3 separate regions of the Homo sapiens genome follow, and regions 2 and 3 are each linked to region 1. Evidence: chromatin contacts called from ENCODE Hi-C or POLR2A ChIA-PET data. All regions are on one chromosome and are shown on one strand. The core of a region is the stretch at or near the end of the contact, and the rest is flanking DNA. Distances in the headings are between cores, read along the strand shown. Region 1 holds the start of PARP16 (poly(ADP-ribose) polymerase family member 16). Region 2 overlaps OAZ2 (ornithine decarboxylase antizyme 2). Region 3 holds the start of RAB11A (RAB11A, member RAS oncogene family).

What was found. A loop is a pair of places that touch in the nucleus more often than their neighbours do. ChIA-PET counts read pairs that join two places held with the same protein, here RNA polymerase II (POLR2A). Pooled maps may share reads with other maps.
Region 2: a map of lower leg skin shows a loop between it and region 1 (5-fold over the local background). The contact joins the enhancer-like site here to the promoter of PARP16 in region 1. A Hi-C loop is called at or near these places in 1 of 168 maps with a recorded cell type or tissue (lower leg skin) and 2 of 50 pooled maps. POLR2A ChIA-PET finds 5 or more read pairs at or near these places in 2 of 52 experiments (HEK293 and WTC11).
Region 3: a map of CD8-positive, alpha-beta T cell shows a loop between it and region 1 (28-fold over the local background). The contact joins the promoter of RAB11A here to the promoter of PARP16 in region 1. A Hi-C loop is called at or near these places in 2 of 168 maps with a recorded cell type or tissue (CD8-positive, alpha-beta T cell and OCI-LY7), 1 of 37 single-sample maps with no recorded cell type and 8 of 50 pooled maps. POLR2A ChIA-PET finds 5 or more read pairs at or near these places in 3 of 52 experiments (CD4-positive, alpha-beta T cell, MCF 10A and activated B cell).

Annotation. Positions count from the first base shown.
Region 1 is chr15:65,284,821-65,289,449 of GRCh38, reverse strand. PARP16 (poly(ADP-ribose) polymerase family member 16) reads left to right here and starts at 2,567. Exons shown (of 6, transcript NM_001316943.2): 1 at 2,567-3,197. The coding sequence starts at 3,024. It overlaps SNORA24B (small nucleolar RNA, H/ACA box 24B), which reads left to right and starts at 3,859; the gene lies at 3,859-3,989. RefSeq lists an enhancer at 2,123-2,172 and a silencer at 2,323-2,882.
Region 2 is chr15:64,685,529-64,690,157 of GRCh38, reverse strand. OAZ2 (ornithine decarboxylase antizyme 2) reads left to right here. Exons shown (of 5, transcript NM_002537.3): 4 at 989-1,074; 5 at 1,324-2,584. The coding sequence ends at 1,454. ZNF609 (zinc finger protein 609) reads right to left here. Exons shown (of 10, transcript NM_015042.2): 10 at 4,090-4,629. Among named protein-coding and RNA genes, the nearest start is that of OAZ2, 15 kb to the left of the region's middle. RefSeq lists an enhancer at 4,115-4,616. Within about 2 kb of position 2,342, at least 3 of the 41 ENCODE cell types and tissues checked have a DNase peak (open chromatin) inside an H3K27ac peak, as active enhancers do.
Region 3 is chr15:65,867,492-65,872,120 of GRCh38, reverse strand. It overlaps RAB11A (RAB11A, member RAS oncogene family), which reads right to left and starts at 2,630. Exons shown (of 5, transcript NM_004663.5): 1 at 2,496-2,630. The coding sequence starts at 2,535. It overlaps TRQ-CTG1-4 (tRNA-Gln (anticodon CTG) 1-4), which reads left to right and starts at 2,988; the gene lies at 2,988-3,059. RefSeq lists an enhancer at 2,757-2,816.

The sequences.
Region 1 (4,629 bases), core at 1,318-3,817:
AAACCTGTTCAGGTGGATATCTTTCCTGTCAGTGATTTTTTTTTTTTTTTTTTTTTTTTTTTTGGGAGATGAAATCTTACTCTGTCACCCAAGCTGGAGTGTAGTGGCATGATCTCAACTCACTGCAACCTCCGCCTCCCAGGTTCAAACAGTTCTCGGGCTTCAACCTCCCGAGTAGCTGGGGCTACAGGCACGTGCCACTATGCCTGGCTAATTTTTGTATCTTTATTAGAGACAGGGTTTAACCATAGTGGCCAGGCTGGTCTCGAACTCCTGACCTCAGGTGATTTGCCCACTTCGGCCTCCCAAAGTGCTGGGATTACAGGTGTGAGCCACGTGCCTGGTCCCCACTTTCAATAATGAATAGAATAAACAGAAGATCAACAAGGAAATCTAAGATTTGAAAACAATATAAATCAACTAGACCTAACAGACATCCATAGAACACTTGACCTAACAGCAGCAGAATATATACATTCACATGAAACATTCTCCAGGATAGGCCATATGCTAGGCAATAGACAAACCTCAATGAATTTAAAAGGACAGGAGTAAACAAAATGTGTTCTCTAAGCCAGGTGTGGTGGTGTGAGCCTGTAGTCTGAGGTACTCTGGAGGCTGAGCCGGGAGGATCATTTGAGGCCAGAAGTTCTAGGCTGCAATGTGCTATGATCATGCTTGTGAATAGCCACTGTGCTCTAGCCGAGGTAACAGTGAGGCCCAGTCTCTTAAACAAAAAACAAACATGTTGGTGATTGCTTAGGAGTGGGCGACATGGTAGGGTGGGTAGAGCATTGATAGACTAGGTGTAGAGAGTTCCTTTCTGAGGTGATAAAAATATTCTAAAATTGATTGTGACAGTTTCACATATCTGTGAATGTACTAAAAACTATTAAATTGTACACTTTAAATGGGTGAATTGTATGGTCTGTGGATTATATCAAATTTATATAAGCAGGGCTGAAACCCCTCCACAAGAAATGTGGTTCTGAGACCACCTTAGCAAATTCTGATAAAATCTAGAAGAATAAAGTAAACATAAGAACATTCAGTTTCACTATCAAGTAAATGCAAATTAAAACTATAATGAAATTCAACTTTGTGTCTATGGAATTGACAAGAATTAAAAAGAATTCTAATATTCTGCATGAGCTAAGTCATGAGAATGCTGGCCATCAGAGGCCCTTCCACACCACCCTGTGATGTGAATATTATCACTATGATTCTCATATCATATGTGACAAATATCTTCAGATAAGCAAATTTTATATATCCACCCAACAAACAATTCTTGAGGCCAAGGAGGTATCAGAGGGTGGCTTTTGTCTAAGGGCCTGCAATGAAGAAGAGGTGGAATGAGAGATGGTTCCCTGGTCTCCTGACCCACTCCAAGCTCTCCCTTCCTGGGGTCTGAGCTTCAGAAGCCACCTTAGAGTTCCTGGGTCCTATGAGAACCCCCATGGCTTTTGAAGCACTAGGGGCCTTGTGGTTCTAGGCCTCAGAGCAAACAGATTTGATGTGGGCTCCTGGGAGCAGCCCCCAACCTTTACCTGGCAAAAGAAGATGGGAAGCTCTGTGGTGTCTGGGGGACCAGTCTTCGCCCTACCTCCCGAAGTCATAGATGCAATCCAATGGCATGGGACCACCTCTCCTCTGAGTCCAGGGCCCAGCACAGCCTGGATGCAGAAGGAGAAGTTTCTTCCTCAGAAGATCCTGCAGGGTAGGAGTGTGTGCGGTGTGTTGGTTTAAGCACAATGGTCTGTGTTTAGATTTGCATGTGACCATGAGGTCACACTTTGGGGTTTTCTCTAATGAAGGTTCTGAGTAGGGAGAGGGGATGGGAGTCTAGTCCTTACCCTCCAGCAGAGTTAAGTCAATGCCCCTCTGCTCTCCCCCAAGCTCCCTGTCAGAGAGGTCTCCCAAGGAGGATCTTGGGGCATTTGAGGCCAGAGACTTAAGCAATTCAGAGAATTCTGGAGGCTGAAAAGCAGAGGAAAAGTCTTTTGGTTTTCCAAAGATCTCGGTGTGAATCCTAGATTTACCCATCTGGCTGTGGGATCTTGGGCAAGCATTGCAGCACTCTAAGCCTCAGTTTCCCTGGGTGTTAAATGGCTCCTTCTGTGCAGTTTTGGAGGGAAAAGATTCAAGAGAGACAATAGGTAGCATTAATACCCCAAGGAAGAGAGGTAGGCTCAGTCCGCAGAGCTGGGACAAAGACAAGTACAGGGGCGGGTCGAGAGGGTGCCCACATCAATTTCTACCAGGGCTGCTGCTGCTGTGAGGATGGCTGGCAGGGGCGTGGGCGACGTCGCCCGGCACACACTGGCGGCGGCAACTCTCGTAGCTGCGGGTGATCGGGGTCTGGGAGGGGCGGGCACAACCCGTACGGTGGAGCTGGCTGGGGCGCGAAGGGGCGGGCCCTCGGCTGGGCCGGGCGGAGCGCGGCGGCGGGAGGGGAGGTAGGCCGGGCAAGGCAAGCGGACGTGAGCTGCAGGCGGAAGACAGGTGGCGCCGCGGGCAGCTTGGCGAGAGGCGGGACTTCGGCGGCGCGGCGGGAGGCGGGGCAGGAAGGCGCGCGCGGCGCAGCAGCCTCGCCCGTCGCGGAGAGTGGGCTCTGCCCGCCGTCCCCCGGGGGCTGCTTCCCGCCCCAGGCCTCCGCGGAGGACACGTGTCAGCACGTTCCCGCGGTTGTCATTCCATTGTCATAGCCCTTCCCCTAGGCCGGGAACCCCTCCCCCCCACCAGCCCCAGTTCCTTTATCCCTGGGCCCAACCTCCCCGCCGACCCGCGGTCCAGGCCTCGGTCTCTCTCTTCGGCGGCGAGCCGCGGCCCAGACCCCGGCAGAGGACACTTGTCGGCACGTTCTCACCCCTGTCATCTCAGCCCCCTGCCTAGCTCCACCCCAGGCTTGGGAACCCGGCCCCTGACGGCCCATTGTCCGCGGGCCCAGCCCCCGCGCTGAACGCACGCTCGCCCTTGCCCCTAACCAGCGCGTCTACCCCGGCAACGCGCAGTGACCTGGGATGCAGCCCTCAGGCTGGGCGGCCGCCAGGGAGGCGGCGGGCCGCGACATGCTGGCCGCCGACCTCCGGTGCAGCCTCTTCGCCTCGGCCCTGCAGAGCTACAAGCGCGACTCGGTGCTGCGGCCCTTCCCCGCGTCCTACGCCCGCGGCGACTGTAAGGACTTTGAAGCCCTGGTGAGTGTGCTTTGTCCTGGCGCTGCCCACTGCGTCCTGGACCAAGTGCCCTGTGGAACCACAGGTAGAGGCAGTTCCATCCGCATTAGTAAACATGACAGCCGCCAGACTTTCCATTCCCAGCTTGGTCTTGCCTTGCCTTGGGGAAGGTTTCCATGAGCTAAGAACACTGCTAACACCCTCATGTCAACGCTCACTCCCAAGGCACTTGGTGGCTGCTTCTCTCCTGTCAATGACAAATGACTCCGAGGACTGAAGTGAGGAATAGTTGCATAGTCCTCCACAGATTTTCTAGCCTGGCCAGGAATAGGGTTGATGTGAATCAGCTGTTTTGCTTAGCTAGAAAGTTATCCATCCTTTTGCAAATAATTAGACACCAAAAAGTCACCAAAGCCGCCCAGACATTGGTCTTCAGATGAGGTGATCTATGGGCAGTACTTTTATAAACTGTAACATCCAGTACATATGTAAGCTGTTATTTCTCTGATTCACCAGGCACTTTTTTTGCAGAGTTCACCTCTGGGTCAGCATTCAAGATATCAGTTATCCTTATAATCCAAATGTTTGGAATTGCCTAGAAAAATATAACTTACCAAAATCGATTCAATAAAAAGCAGAAAATTGAAATCGCCAATAGCTGATATTCATTAAAGACACTGAACTCCATGTATCTTTGGGACCTGTCAAGTGTGGCAGTCTCCCTTCCTTGCCATGGAAGAGCATATTCTTGTTTACCAGCAAAGCTGTCACCATTTAATTGGTATCAGATTCTGACTTGCACAAGTAACATTCTTCACTGTTAAAAACTTGGAGGGGCCAGGCTCGGTGGCTCATGCTTGTAATCCCAGCACTTTGGGAGGCCAAGGCGGGCAGATTACCTGAGGTTGGGAGTTCAAGACCAACCTGACCAACATGGAGAAATCCCGTCTCTATTAAAAATACAAAAAGTTAGCCGGGCGTGGTGGCGCATGCCTGTAATCCCAGCTACTCTGGAAGCTGAGACAGGAGAATCGCTTGAACCCGGGAGGCGGACGTTGTGGTGAGCCGAGATTGCGCCATTGCAGTCCAGCCTGGGCAACAAGAATGAAACTCCATTAAAAAAAAAAAAAAAACCTGGAGGGTGCCAGGTTATTGGGCGAACTTTTCTAGACTATTGTAGAAAAAGAAGAAAAAGGCTGAGTGGCTCATGCCTGTAATCCCAAGGACTTTGGGAAGGCAAGGCAAGAGGATCGTTTGAGACCAGCCTAGGCAAAAAAGATTTCTTTAAATTAGCTGAGTGTGGTGATGCACGCCTGTAGTCCCAGCTACTTGGGAGGCTGAGGCGGGAGGATGGCTTGAGTCCAAGAGGTCGAGGCTGCAATGAGCTGTAATCACACCACTGCCCTCCAGCCTGGGCAACACAGCAAGTCTCTCTCTCAAAAAAAAAAAAAAA
Region 2 (4,629 bases), core at 1,093-3,592, 600 kb after region 1:
CTGCCGGTTAATCGCCCCATGGTTCACTCTGACACTAAATCCCCCTGTAGCTACACAGTACTGTAGTTTAAAAGGCTAGGAAGCAAAAAGAAGTACTTAGGCCCATCACCACCTTCCTAGACCTCCCTCCCATTCACACCCCACCCAGGAAGCTCAGAGGTAAGTGGGATTTCATTGGATTGGGCAAAGACCCTCCAAGCAGCCAAGATGGGTAAGAAATGTCCTGAGGACAGAGTTCCTGAGTGGTCCCAGCCTCTTGAGAAAATCCTTTTAGGCAGTGTTAGAGCCCAGAGTGTCCCTCTCAGTGGCAGGTGATCATATCAGACTTGGCAATCTGTGGGACACCTGAAGAACTGGGTTTTCTTTCTAGGCCCCAGACTCTGTCTTGTGGACAGCATTAGTTAAGATGGGTAGTGTTACTTTCAGATCTCCTATTGCAGGAAGAGAAAAGTTAGTAACATTTTTCTCAGGCGCTGTGGCTTTTTTTTTTTTTTTTTCCAAAATTCAAGGCTCTTGGGGTCTTGACATAGGAATCTTCCTCCTGGAGCTTCTGAATTTTTTTTTTTTTTGAGATGGAGGCTCACTCTGTCGCCCAGGCTGGAGTGGAGTGGTGCGATCTCGGCTCACTGCAAGCTCCGTCTCCCAGGTTCATGCCATTCTCCTGCCTCAGCCTCCCGAGTAGCTGGGACTACAGGCGCCCACCACCACGCCCGGCTAGTTTTTTGTATTTTTAGTAGAGATGGGGTTTCACCGTGTTAGCCAGGATGGTCTTGATCTCCTGACCTCGTGATCCACCTGCCTCGGCCTCCCAAAGTGCTGGGATTACAGGTGTGAGCCACTGTGCCCAGCCCAGAGCTTCTGTATTTATATTGCTGGTTGTAGGCCTCAGAAAAGCCTTTGGGTTGGTAGGGGTGGGGGTGGGGTGTGAATGGGAGGGAGGTCTAGGAAGGTGGTGATGGGCCTAAGTACTTCTCTTTGCTTCCTGCAGATTGTTAGCACTGCTAGAGTTTGCTGAAGAGAAGATGAAAGTGAACTATGTCTTCATCTGCTTCAGGAAGGGCCGAGAAGACAGAGGTGAGGAGTCAGAGTGGCCTGAGCCTTACAGCCCAGACAGTGGGGCCTGGGGGAGAGAAGGGAGCACCTCCAGGATGAGGTGGGACTCTTGAATTTGCCTTTCAAACCCTGGGAAATCATGGCAGGAGGGCAAGTGCCTGAAGGGCTCGTAAAAGCCTAGTGCTTATTTGTTCCATCTTTGTTTGGGGTTTTGATTTCAGCCTACCATTGTGTTTCTCATCAGACTTTTTTACACTCTGTCTTCTGCAGCTCCACTCCTGAAGACCTTCAGCTTCTTGGGCTTTGAGATTGTACGTCCAGGCCATCCCTGTGTCCCCTCTCGGCCAGATGTGATGTTCATGGTTTATCCCCTGGACCAGAACTTGTCCGATGAGGACTAATAGTCATAGAGGATGCTTTACCCAAGAGCCACAGTGGGGGAAGAGGGGAAGTTAGGCAGCCCTGGGACAGACGAGAGGGCTCCTCGCTGTCTAGGGAAGGACACTGAGGGGCTCAGGGTGAGGGTTGCCTATTGTGTTCTCGGAGTTGACTCGTTGAAATTGTTTTCCATAAAGAACAGTATAAACATATTATTCACATGTAATCACCAATAGTAAATGAAGATGTTTATGAACTGGCATTAGAAGCTTTCTAAACTGCGCTGTGTGATGTGTTCTATCTAGCCTAGGGGAGGACATTGCCTAGAGGGGGAGGGACTGTCTGGGTTCAGGGGCATGGCCTGGAGGGCTGGTGGGCAGCACTGTCAGGCTCAGGTTTCCCTGCTGTTGGCTTTCTGTTTTGGTTATTAAGACTTGTGTATTTTCTTTCTTTGCTTCCTGTCACCCCAGGGGCTCCTGAGTATAGGCTTTTCAGTCCCTGGGCAGTGTCCTTGAGTTGTTTTTTGACACTCTTACCTGGGCTTCTCTGTGTGCATTTGCGTCTGGCCTGGAGTAAGCAGGTCCGACCCCTCCTTCTTTACAGCTTAGTGTTATTCTGGCATTTGGTTAAGCTGGCTTAATCTGTTTAATGTTATCAGTACATTTTAAATAGGGGCATTGAAATTTACTCCCACCACCAGGGCTTTTTTGGGGGATGCCTGGGCCTTTAAAACACTAGCCAAACTCTAATTAATTCTCAAATCACTGCCAGGAGTTCTTGCTCCTGGCTGCAGGCCCAGGCCCCAAGGTCTCCTTCTTGGGGTCACAAACAGCAGTAAGGAAGAGGAATATATAGCAACTCAGGGCCTGGGAATTGTGGGGCAATCCGTTCTTAGGGACTGGATACTTCTGGCTGGCTGAGTATAGTACTAGCTGCCTCCCCACCAGGTTCCGAGTAGTGTCTGAGACTCTGCTCTGCAGGGCCTAGGGTAGCGCTGGGAGTGTAGAAGTGGCCTGCCCTTAACTGTTTTCACTAAACAGCTTTTTCTAAGGGGAGAGCAAGGGGGAGAGATCTAGATTGGGTGAGGGGGACGGGGATGTCAGGGAGGCAAGTGTGTTGTGTTACTGTGTCAATAAACTGATTTAAAGTTGTGGTTGGTCTATTCTTTATTTCTGAACTAGGACCAACTCCCTACCAAACTGTTTTGACTCCAGAGCCTAATAAATAGAGGTGTGGTGCGTGCTCCTTGGGAAAAAAACTGCAGTGTAGGAGGGCAGATAAACTGGCTGAGGTCTCTCTCTGGGGCCATATTACACTGTGAAATGCGGGGTTGCTAGGAGTCTGAGACTTACTGCCAGAGCCCCCTGGAGAGAGATGTGTACATATCAGCTTCATCTAGGAGAGGCTATACCCAAGATCCAATCTGCTCTTAGCTCTTCCTTTTCTGTAAAAGGCTGGGGAGGTTGGGTCCTGATACTGGGTTTTGGCTTTTGCATGGAGCTCCTGACATTCCCATTCCTGAGGTCTTTGAAGGATGCAGCACACACCTTCCCTGTTCTAGTTTTCCCCTTTTGGAGCTCAGTGTCCTAAGGTGTGGCTTCCAGTCCCCCACACCACAGCCTGATGAATAAGCTCTCAGTGGTACCAAGGGGGCTGGAATCCTCTTCACCACAGTTTTTTTAATTTCTCAAGGATTTACTGGCACTTTTTTTCTTTTGCTTCTGTTTTGCCAATTGAAGGGCATGTTCTTCCACCTACATTTTTGCAACTGTCTACTGTTAAGCTGTGGCTCTCACATTGCTCTTTATGGAGCCTGCTTGTGTTTTCACTGTGGGCCAAGTCATTTATCTTGGACTCTAACTTGTATTCATTAAAAGTAATGAGCTCGAATCCCAAGTTTTTTTTTGTTTTTGTTTTTTTCATGGAATCTCGCTCTGTCGCCCAGGCTGGAGTGCAGTGGTGTAATCTCAGCTCACTGCAACCTCCGCCTCCTGGGTTCAGGTGATTATCCTGTCTCAGCCTCCTGAGTAGCTGGGATTACAGATGCCCACCATCACACTCAGCTAATTTTTTGTATTTTCAGTAGAGACAGGGTTTTGCCATGTTGCCCGGGCTGGTCTCGAACTCCTGGCCTCAAGTGATTCCCACGCTTCGGCCTCGCCAAGTGTTGGGATTACAGGCGTGAGCCACCGTGCCTGGCAAATGTTATTAGAGCAAGTCTGGGACTAGAGACATTCCGTTGAAATCAAGTGTCCCCCACTGGGCAGGTAATTCCTAGAGGCAGCTGGCAGTTTAGGATGCAGATATTAAACAAACACAAGGAATCGACAAGACAGATGAAAAAGAACCAAGACAAAACTCAGTCCCTTACTTTTTCCCAAGAAACATGCTTGAGATTCTGCTGCCACCTATTGGTGATTCCTCTTCAATACGGCTAGAGTCACAAAGGCTAAATTGGAAACCCAGTCAAGATTTCCCTCTTCAAAAAAAAATCACCCAGTCAAGATTTCCCTTTTCAAAAAAAACTTTTGCTATTGAAGACCACTGACAGGAAAGAAATATGGTACCCAAAAGGCTGCACTACAGTTTAAAAAGCAACTTAGAAGGTAGAATATTTTGGGGGTGGGGGTGGTGTGTGAAAGGCAAACTAAGTCTAAATTTAAGAACAGGGACATTAAAAACTTTATTCAATAAATACAACAAATAATTTAAAAATATATTTCAATTCCAAAGCCAATTAAGAAGAGGAAGTAGAGAGAAAGGGAAAAAAGTGGGGATGAGGAAGGTAGAGGAAAAGAGAAAGCGGCCAAACAATGGTTTGGTTGGGCTGTGTTTCAGAGTATACCACCCTTTAAAATTCTGATCAAATACTCTTGACCCATAAACCCTTAGCCCTTGTTCTGATGGGGTAGCCACAGGAGTCCACCAGCTGGGAATCATCCACTGAGCTCTGGATCAGAGCATTCTAGAGGCTGGAATGTCGGGGGAGTTTTAGGGGTAGTTTTCCGGTCATTCCTAAAACCATCCGTCCTAACTCCCAGGCAGGTTTAAATAGTGCAAACTCTTAGGCAGAGAGCTCCCAGCTGCATAGTTTCACAGGTGAGTGTCCCAAGCCAGGGCCTCCAGGAAACAGGTCCCAGAGTACCCAGGGGTCCAAAGCCACTTCGGTGAATGGAAATCTAAAGGTGAAGAGAGGGG
Region 3 (4,629 bases), core at 1,381-3,880, 580 kb before region 1:
CTAGCCGGGCGTGGTGGCGCGCTCCTGTAGTCTCAGCTACTCCTAGGAGCTAGAGAGTAGCTAGGGAGGCTGAGGTCGGGGGGTCACCTGAGCCTGAGGAGGCCGAGACTGCAGTGAGCCTTGATTGTGCCACTGCACTCCAGCCTGGGGGACAGAGCGAGACCCTGTCTCCAAAAAAAAAAAAAAAAAAAAAAAAAAAAACTGACAAAACCACAGTAACTTCTTTCACATTATTACCATTTATTGAGTCCTCATGGTTAAAATTTTACGAACAGTCTCATTATTTAATTCTCACAATCTTAAGAGGCAGGTATTTTCCTTTTTATAAAGTAGAGAACTGAGACTCAGAAAAGTTAACTTTTCCAAGGTCATAAAGTAAATATAAGACCTGAGTCAGGATCTAAACCGAGGTCTACGTGATTCCAAAGCTCAGTGCTCTCAATTGTTGCTAGAAGGATGGTCTAATCAAAAAGTTAAAATACTTTAGGCCAATTCAGAATATTTAATATTCTTTGTTAAAAAATAAAAGGACCTTGTATAACCAACATTCAAGTTCAAACCAAACAGGAGAAATACCCTGACGGTCTATCTTGTTCTGAATTAATTACTTCAAAGACAACCTTTATAAAAGCACACTACCATTATACCATATTTCAAAACACAAACCTAACCTTTAACCCCAAAGTCTCAAGAGATTCAAATAGTTTCACATCATCTCAGATACCTTCGGCAAAAGGTATGCTGTCATATACTTTTTGTAATCCAGGCCTCAGTTTTGTATTTGTAAAATGAACTAAGTACCCTGAAAGTACTTTCCAGTATGGAGGGGGAGGGTGGATACCAAAAGTATTCACCCTATACAGTAGAATATTCTGAGTCAGAGGAGTAAGAGATGATAAGAGTATAACAGCAGACTAGTTAGTATAACAAGATTTGCAAAGTATTGGGAAAGCAAAGAAATCTTTCCTGCTTGGTTTAGTCAATCATTCTTAGCACCCAATGGCAAAGACAGAAACAGTCACCATGCTTAACACTCTTGAAACTCCACCCTCCACAGTAAAGCTTTAATAGCAATGGCTTCTTCCTCAGTGGTAATGATCTTTGTTCGGCACACTACTGATGGCTACCTTCCCAATTCAGGAGCAGAGAAAGAGCATCAGAGTGAGAGTGCATTCACTGAACAAAAAAAGCATCTACTGTACTCTCTTCTCATTGAAAAATGTACCCTTTATCTTCGTTGATTAAAAAAAAAAACCGGATTCCTTCCGGACTCAACCAATAAGCAATTCTTTCTAACCAACCCTGACCCTCCAATATGTTCTGTCCAAGGGCACTACATGTTTCCGTATCTTATAATAAATATTTAATGTAACCAAAAGAGCACACAACTTCCTCCCACCCCCAACCTTTTGGGAAAGGTATGTGGCTAACTAGGGCTCTTCCCTTCCTGTTGGATCCTCCCAGCGTTGCAGCAGGAAGCAACCAGTTCATAGAGATAAAGCAAGCTAGTATTTGTGCAGCGCACAACCTTTCCTGCTCAGGAACCAGGCCTTCAGGTCTGGCAAGGATAACAGCCACCACCCATCCGCAACCTCATCTCGCGAACCGAGTAAAGAGTTATCCCGGGTTGGGTGCCACTGAGTAGGGAGGGCAAGAAAAGAAAAGGCTAGGTGGGAAGTAATGTCAGCCTGCCGGGTCACTGCGACAAGTGCGCGAGTGGGTGATGGGCGATCCCTCTTACCCTCCCTCCCACCACCCAGGTCGCAACGGAGACAAGGGAGCTCTAAACACGATTTGGGGAGGGAAGGTAGAGAGAGTTGCCAAATGGGGAGTGGGAGAGGGAGCGGTCAGAGAAGGTTAAGGACCGCGAGAACCGCGGGGCGGAGGGTGGGGGCGGAGGCCCTTGGCCCGCTCAGATTTTACGGGGTCCTGGACCCGGGATGGGAGAAGCTTAGAGGGGCGGCCGTCCAAGTGGAGGGGAGATACAGAAGAGACGCTCGCTCGAGGGGGGAAAGAGGGCAGATAAGAAAAAGACCTGTAATGGGAGTCTGCACCGAAGGCAAGGCCAAGAGGGAAGCGAAGAACCCGTCAGAGGGGCTTCGGGAGAGGACGCGAGCTGGGAAGGGTGTACGCCGAGGGGGAGGGGGCGCTACACCCGAAAAGAGAGATGGTGGGAGGAGCGGCGGGGCCGTAGAACCCGGGGAAAGGAATTCGACGATGTGGGAGAAGGCAGTCCGCCAGGGGAAGGACACGCAGGGAGGGGCTCTGAGGCCAGCGAAGGCCTATGGAGAGGTCGCTCAGAGAGCGGCATGTGATGGGGACCCCTGTCTGAGCGGGGGAGAAGAGGCTGAGCTGGGTAGGAGACGGAACCGCACAAAAAGGAAGGGCTGAGGGAGGCCTATATCAGTGCAGGGGTGGCCGGCACGAGGGTCCACCGGGAGTGGCCCGGGTCCCCGAACGAGGACTGTGTAGAGTGCGAGAGCCCATGGCCTCACCTTTAAAGAGGTAGTCGTACTCGTCGTCGCGGGTGCCCATTGCGCGGCCGAGGAGCGAAAGGGCGGGAGCAGCAGTGGTATCTGTGGGACCAGGGGGCGTCGCTGCAGGGGTAACCCGAGCGCCGAGCTTCAACTGCCGGACTGGGTGAAGAGCCCCTCCCTGCCGCTGCGCCATTTCCGGCAGGCCCCAGCCTTTAAGGGGAAGTACTTCCGGGGGCGGCGCCCCGCCCCTGAGCCCAACAAGGGCGGTGTGCGCGAGAGTCGAGATGCGTGGGGCTTCAAGCTTTAGTCGCTAAAGGAGGCTCAAAGGGGAAACTGAGTCCTGGAACTCCTAGCTACCATAGTCTTAGTGGCCGCTTGCTCATTTCTCGAGCTACCGTGCCGGAAGCGGCTCGCTGGAACCAGGCGGGACCGCCTGTGAGTGGTGGGTTTGTGGATGGGGGCGGGGTTCTCTGAGGATTAGACAGCCGAAGGCAGCTACACATGCGTGGCGGTTCCATGGTGTAATGGTTAGCACTCTGGACTCTGAATCCAGCGATCCGAGTTCAAATCTCGGTGGAACCTGCATTGGTTTTTGTTTTTTTAATCTTGACAACATCTTTAATTCACTTTTTTGGTCACTAAGTAATTGAACAACTATGACACATCTTAAGATGGAGATGTAAAATTTAATCCTTGCCTATGAAGACCTCACAAATTTCCCACTGCATTTCAGGTGCTATCTGCTACCTGGCGGGGGGTTGTCTTAATGAGCTTCTTCACTGCCTTTTTTTTAACCCTGGGCTTTCAAGCCTTGATTCAAAAGCTTCAGTGAAACTTGAAAATTCCTTTTGCTGGAATTTTCTACCTCCAGCTTCATGCACGGGTAGGCGCTTGTCACTCACTCCTCTCCGGAAATCTCGCAATCTATCTCATTTTCATTTAGAGTACTTCGCCCACCCTCCTCATCAAGATTCATCAAGAACTTGAGTCCTATTTGTAGGCCTCTAATCTAAGTCCGTTTACATAAGTATTTCATTTAACATGCCAAGCAAAGGATGGTAATTTCCATTTTAGCGGAAGTTTGGATACTAAGACTCAAGTGATTTGCCAGATATCATGTCGCAGGGCCTCCCTGTATTTGAAGAGAATTTTGTCATTCCAGAAAAGCCTTTATCCAATTATTGTCACACCTCCTACCTCCTATATGCAAACTCTCGATTTAGACTTGTGGGCAAGTATGCCTATAACAAGCAGAATAATGCCCCCTGCCAATGATGTCCACTTCCCAATTCCTGGAGACTGAATAGGTTAGGTTACATGGCAAAGGGGAATTGAGGTTACAGATGAAATTAAGGTTGCTTATCAGCTGACATTAAATTAGGGATATTATCCTGGATTAGTTGGGTGGGCCCAGTGTTGTCATAAGGTCCTTAAAAGTAGAAAATGGGCTGGGCACGGTGGCTCAGGCCTTAATTCCAGCACTTTGGGAGGCCAAGGTGGGTGGATCACCTGAGGTCAAGAGTTCAAGACCAGCCTGGCCAACAAGGTGAAACCCTGTCGCTACTAAAATACAAAAAATTAGTCTGGCGTGGTGGTGGGTGCCTGTAGTCCCAGCTACTCTGGAGGCTTAGGCATGAGAATTGCTGGAACCCGGGAAGCGGAGGTTGCAGTGAGCTGATACCACGCCACTGCACTCCAGCCTGGGCAACAGAGAGAGACTCGTTCTCAAAAAAAAAAAAAAAAAAGTGGAAAATGGAGGCAGAAGAGGTCAGAGTGATGTGACTTGAAAAGACCTCAATCTGCCCTTGCTGGCTTTGAAGATGGAGGAAAGGGCCCAGGAGCCTAGGAATCTGGAGGCTTCTAGAAGCTGGGAAAGGCATGGAAACAGATTCTTCCATAAGGCCCCCAGAAGGAACACAGCCCTGCTGACAACTTGATTTTAGCCCAATGAGACACTTGTCAGACCTGTGACCTACAGAACTTTAAGCAATAAATTTGTGTTGTTTTATGTCACCAAGTTTGTGGTAATTTGTTATAGAAGCAATAGAAAACAAATACAGTGCCAATTTCCGTGCTTTCTCTACTGCTATAAAGTGATAGTAAGTTTATCTAAGGTCCTGTAATCCCAGCTACTCAGGAGGCTGAGGCAGGA